2 separate regions of the Homo sapiens genome follow, and region 1 is linked to region 2. A link is a loop called in an ENCODE intact Hi-C map of the cell type or tissue named here. Cell type or tissue: spleen. All regions are shown on one strand. Links, peaks and the distances in the headings refer to the core of each region. The heading gives the core; the rest is flanking DNA. Region 1 has its middle 71 kb from the start of CASC22. Region 2 has its middle 190 kb from the start of CHD9NB.

Evidence for each region. Hi-C counts contacts between places; a loop is a spot of excess contacts. Peaks named below come from ENCODE experiments on the same cell type or tissue, not always from the same donor. Only the 100,000 strongest peaks of a DNase experiment are listed, where the experiment ranks them.
Region 1: it touches region 2 in a loop (7-fold over the local background); 13 of 110 quality-filtered maps call a loop at or near these places.

Annotation. Positions count from the first base shown.
Region 1 is chr16:52,186,018-52,188,934 of GRCh38, forward strand. No RefSeq gene overlaps it. Among named protein-coding and RNA genes, the nearest start is that of CASC22, 71 kb to the right of the region's middle. In spleen, for the core only: no CTCF peak of the experiment used is centred there; no DNase peak of the experiment used is centred there.
Region 2 is chr16:52,861,021-52,863,937 of GRCh38, forward strand. No RefSeq gene overlaps it. Among named protein-coding and RNA genes, the nearest start is that of CHD9NB, 190 kb to the right of the region's middle. RefSeq lists a silencer at 617-911. In spleen, for the core only: no CTCF peak of the experiment used is centred there; no DNase peak of the experiment used is centred there.

The DNA.
Region 1 (2,917 bases), core at 165-2,664, 680 kb before region 2:
TTTGTAGGACAGTGTGTCAATTCTCCAGTTTCCTGGGTAGAAAGAGAGGCCATTCCCTATGTGAGCTAAGTCTGTTTACTCTTTTCAAAGTCATTCCTGGAGCCTGATCTCAGCCTTTCCAACCGTCTTCTAAGCATTGAATATCATGTGATTGATTACTCTCAGCTTAAAATAGAAATTTTTGTGTTCTAACACCAAGCCATGACTGAAAGAAGGCTTTTATGCCATCAGCTCTGATTTTCAGTGACTCTCCCACCTGCTCCATCTCAGTCCTCCTAAGCCCTTCTGGGTGGAATATACAACCCATGCTTATGCCAGTGAGAGGACTGAGTCCTCCTCACATGGTCTTTGCATCAGGAGTGAGCATGTGGCCCTAGCCACCCAAATCAGAGTGAATTTTAGGAATTTTTCTGAGAATGCTTGGCATAGAGTCTCCAACACTTTTCTGCCAGAATTGAAACTAGTAAGATGTGACTTTGGGAACCAGAAGCAGGCATTTTGCTTCTATGAGAAGAAACCTGTCTGCGAGTGAGTCCTCCAAAGATAAAACTAAGTCGAGAAATGCAGACTAAAAAAATCACATCAGTGGCAGCATGCGCTCTTATATCCAGCTGCACCAAATGTAAAATTTACCCTTAGATGATTAAGGTATGTAAGCCAAGAGGGTTTCATTTATTTTTTTTCCCCATAAGCTAGTTTGGGAGATATTATCCATTATTTACAATTAAAAAGTCCTGATTGCCATACTATCCAACATAGTAGTTTATTTTTGTGGGCTTGTCTCTGCTTCTAGAAACCAAAGATTGATGCAAATGTTTCCTGGGAAATAGTCAGTTACGTGCAATAGAATGTGCAGAACCTGTGGCGAGAGGCTACCACTTTACTTTTCTCTCTACCCTTGGTCTTCCCCAGGCCTGCTTCCTCCTAATGTCTGTGGACATCCATCCTGAAGCCGATTCTCCAGAAACCACTAGCCCAGAAGGCTCTTGTCTCTGTAATTCACTCCACAAGCTTTGGCTTCTGAGAAAAAGGAGTTTGTTTGTTTGTCACTTATTGTAATTGATTTGTTTCTTCCTAACAGTGTACTGATTTCCTTAGCTTCAGACAGCAAATCTGGAGCTGAGAGCTCCAGGAAGTCATTATTAGCTGCACATCACTTGCCATGCTGGAAGCATGGATTTAGATGGCCCTAGAAATGAAAAGCGTTTGGGAAGAGTGAGGACCAGAGCTAAGGTAGTTTTGTGTGGAGAAGAGAAGTTTGAAAAGGTCTCAAAAGGGTCGAGAAGGAATGTACAAAAACACACAGACCTCCCTATCCTTGCCGTAATTCTGGACACGGGGTTCCATTGAAAAAACCATAGCCACCCAAACTTGGCCACCATAGAGCTTTTGTAGTGACCACTGTCCCTGTGCATAGTTTGGGGTCCAAAGTGTCTCAGATATGAGATGATTCTTCCTTGGTAAGGGAATGAATGACAGCAAAATTTTGGAAACTAAAATGTTAGGCCTTGGTGTGGCCTTTTATCTCCCTTAGACATACAGGCAATCGGTTCCACCTGCCGGCTGCCCTCTGCTACCTGCTCTTCAAGGGCAGGATTCTAAGTGTCAGGTCTTAACTATTCCTGCATCAGACCTATCTATCTCTGTTTCTAATGATGATCATTGAGGAAACCAATGTGGTGTATACATGCACTTCCCCACAGAAACCTTTATCAACACATTTTATATGTGGTCTTTCTCCTTCACATGCCACACTCCAAAGATCACCTGAGAGCAGGTTTTCAGGCCATATGCAAGGGAAATATTGAAGAGATTTGCAGCAAGTTCTCAAACTTCATCACCACTCTTCCATTGGCTTATACCACAGAGATGAACGTAGTGCCTCCTCTAAGATAGTGAAATTAAAAGTAGCATTTCTGAAACAATATCCAATGCAGGCTTTTATATATCTAACACTTGACAATCACCCTAAACTTTGGCTTATAAAGTCCTCCCCTTTGACATCTCCAGGAGCTTAGAAAGTCTGCAGGGTAAATGGTTCTCTTAGCGCCATTGTGCAGGTGAGGAGATGTCCTGGCAAGGCAATGTCCAGTGACTTCTCAAGGTCAAATAGCTATTATGACGTGGAGTCAGGACTTGAATTCAAATTGCTCAATATTTAAGCCAATGAGCATTTCTTCTCTGCAGTTCAAGGAGATGTCTAATTCCCTACAGGATACATTGGCATCTGCAAATTGTCCACAGGGGATCCACATAACTTGAACTAATGGCCTTAGCCTATGACTTTCTTGTTTTGAAGTACTTAAAAAAACAGCAATTTAGCATGTCAGAGGCTGTCAGGAGATTCAGTATTTTCTCTTCTTCTTATCATCCTTCACCAAGAATTAGGAAGAAGCAAAGCAGAAAACAAACATCTCAAGCTTGAGATCACCCACCATAGCTTCCTCTTGAGCAGAAACAGTAAGATGCTCTTACAGCATCTCTGGAAAACATTAGTGACCATTCTTTGCTTTAGTGACATGATAATTAGAATGAAGTTATGGTGGAATCAGAAGACACTGGAATCTAGATGCCATCCTCCTGAATTTGCAATTAGGGACATTTGTGAACGGTGATACAAGCTACCAGAACTAACCGCAATAAGAAGTCTTGAAGGTAAAGACAGAAAGGCTGTGATGAACAAATAAGGCCAAACAGAAAGGTATGAACAACACTGTGTGATTTCATCAGTTATAATACCCTTACTTTCACTGTGGCTTGCACTACCCAGGGAAGACTTCAGATAAGCTGGATTTAGTTAAAATGCACAGGGACATCTGATCAATGTGCTAAATGAACAGGCTCTGACACCACTTTTACTTTCCCTCTTCACTTGCTTTCAATATTAAGATTGAGGCATTGCCTGTTAGGTATTCTT
Region 2 (2,917 bases), core at 229-2,728:
TAGATGATAGACTAAATATATCTTTATATTTCCCTATAGTTGTAACATCGCGTTCATTAAAAAGACATCAGAGATCTATAATTATTTTTATCAAGTTGCAAACACAATCCACACTGTTAAGAGAAATTCTTATAAATACATGCCTGAGGCCTCCCACTTACTCCCTGTACATTGCTTGATTACTCAGCTCTCTTGTCTGCATGGTTCCTTTGACAAAGAGTATGTCACTTTCATACCTAATAGCTAAATAGGATTGATATGATACCAAACAAATGCCTTTCCATTTGGGAGAATTTATGCTTGAAAAAACATATTTCCCCCAGGAAGCCTCCATTTATCATCAAGATGAATCTTGGGGATGGGTACAAGGCAGCCTCCAAAGGGAGGATTTGTTCACTTTCTTTGATTTGTCAGGTTTTCAGCTCTTAAAAGGGCACCTACAAATTAAGCGCACAGATTATTTTCTCAAACTCTTCTTGGTTCTGTTCATTTCAATGGGAGAATAGTAAAGTAGCATTTAGACCCAAAGTATTTTCCAAATGGAACATGCAAGTTGGGTGCTAAACATTTACCAAGAAGGCAGACGTGGAGTCCAGTCATCTTATTTCAAACAGAAACATTGTTTGGCCAGAAATCACTTCAGGGCAGAGCTGATTCCAACGTTCACAGCGGCTACAAAAAGGATTCTATTTTGGCAAGCAAACACTTCGAAAAAAGCATTTTTAGCCATCCATGAAAAAGGAGTGAGTGCCCCCTGGTGAAAATGTGGGAAACGTTTCCATATGTTATTTTTGGCTGGCAAGAAGGTGCAGATGTCTTCACAATAAAAATATACTCGCTATGAGAGCGCGCCTCCTTGAGAAGAGTTGGCAAGATTTGGGGCACTGGATCCACAGAGTGGCAAAGAAGCACAAAGGGAGGAAGAAAGCCAAGCCATCACCAAGACAGTCAGGAGGGTGGGCACTGGAGTCAGTCACACAAGCTGGGATCATGGGTGACTTCCGTTTTATTGTTGTATTTTTTATACCTGTGTTGGGTGGTCTGCCCTCTCCAAACTCACTCTCCACGTATCTTCACTCTAATCTGTGTCCAGGGAGGCTGACCTTTACAGATATATTAACACACTCCCTTCCCCTCTGGCTTGTAGGTGAGTTCAACCAAGGGAAGACACCAGCAGGTGACCAGAGGGTGGAAAAAGTGACACTGAGGTGTTTATTCCCAGAGCTCATTCTTTGCCAGTGCAGGCTGGAAGGGACTGTATCCCCCATCTTATGGTCTCAGCTCCATTAAGATAATCAGCTGACCTATATCTGTAAGTCTGTCTCTCTCCAGGTGAACTCTCCCTTTCAAAGTTCCTTCATGCTTAAGGGTGGTAACAGCTCCCCATTTTTGCTGACCTGGGGTGCTTCACCATTCTTGTTGAGTTCTTTTCTTTTTTTTTTTAAGACTGTGTCTCACTTTGTTGCCCAGGCTGAAGTGCAGTAGCATGATCATAGGTCACTGCAGCCTCGAACTCCTGAGCTCAAGCCATCCTCCTACCTCAGCCTCCTGAGTAAACAGGGCTACAGGTATGCACCACCATGCCTGGCTACAGGCTGGTCTTGAACTCCTGGCCTCAAGCAGTTCTCCACCTCATCCTCCCAAAGCACTAGGATTATAGGTGCGAGCCACCACACCTGGCCTTGCTGGGTTCCCTAAATCTTACCCACACCTCTGTGAAAAATCTATGCAGTAAATGTATCTTCTTGGTCTTTGTGAGTGTGCCATCTCTTTCCCATGAGTACTCTGACTGATACAGTACTTTCCATATATTCCAAAATTTCTACAATAAGCATCCATCCCTATCTAACTCCAGGGAAACCTAAGGCTTCTGGTAGTCCCAAATTCTAATCCCACCAGTTCTGACCACTTGGACTGGGGTTCAGTTAGAAGAATCGCAATGTGGGACTCTTTGTCTTCAAGGTCTCACTTCACTGCCGCATGCTCCAGTGATTAATTAGTCCACTGCCAACCTTTTGACTCAAGCTGCTGGCTTCACCTGCACCTCTACATTTTGAACAGGAAGAAGAAAGATTCTGTTTACATTCAGCCTTCACCTATCTCAGCAGGAGGGAAGGAGAACAAGTTGTTCTGTCAGGAAGAATCGAAAAGATTAAACAAACAGCATACTGCTTCTGCGGGTCTAGTGTTGGCAAGACCAGGAACTCTGTAAACCACAAGAACAGAAGGGCAGCCTGCTGGTCAGTGCCCAGGCATCCAGCCCAGGGATCTGTTTTTGACAAGAGAATACAGAAGTATTTAGGCCTTGCCAATTTACACCTGTCTTCCAAACATCCGGACTTCCCTCATTAATCTATTAGTTCGGTGCAAAAGTAATTGCTGCTTTTGTCATTACTTTTAATGGCAAAAACCTCAATAACTTTTGCACCAACCTTTAATATTATGAACTGTCATCCAAGATTGTCCCTATATGCTTTTTGTTGCAGTGAACAGAGATGATGAGTGACGAGCATGCCAGATTGCCTCCTCTCTTACTATGTGATGAGGACCAATTTTAACCTTTCCAAGACTGACTGCAATTGTCAAATGGAGACGATAATGCCTACAGCATAGGATGGTTTTAAGGGTATATGTGGCCAGGCAGGGTGGCTCACACCTATAATCCCAGCACTTTGGGAGGCCAAGGCGTGTGGATTGCTTGAGCCCAGGAGTTCGAGATCACTTTGGGCAACATAGTGAAACCCCATATCTGCGAAAAGGTACCAAAACATTTGCCAGGCATGGTGGTGAATGCCTGTAATCCCAGCTACTCAGGAGGCTGGGGTGGGAGGATCACTTCAGCCTGAGAAGGTTGAGGCTGCAGTGAGCCATGATCACACCACTGTGCTCCAGCCTGGGCATCAGAGTGAGACCCTAT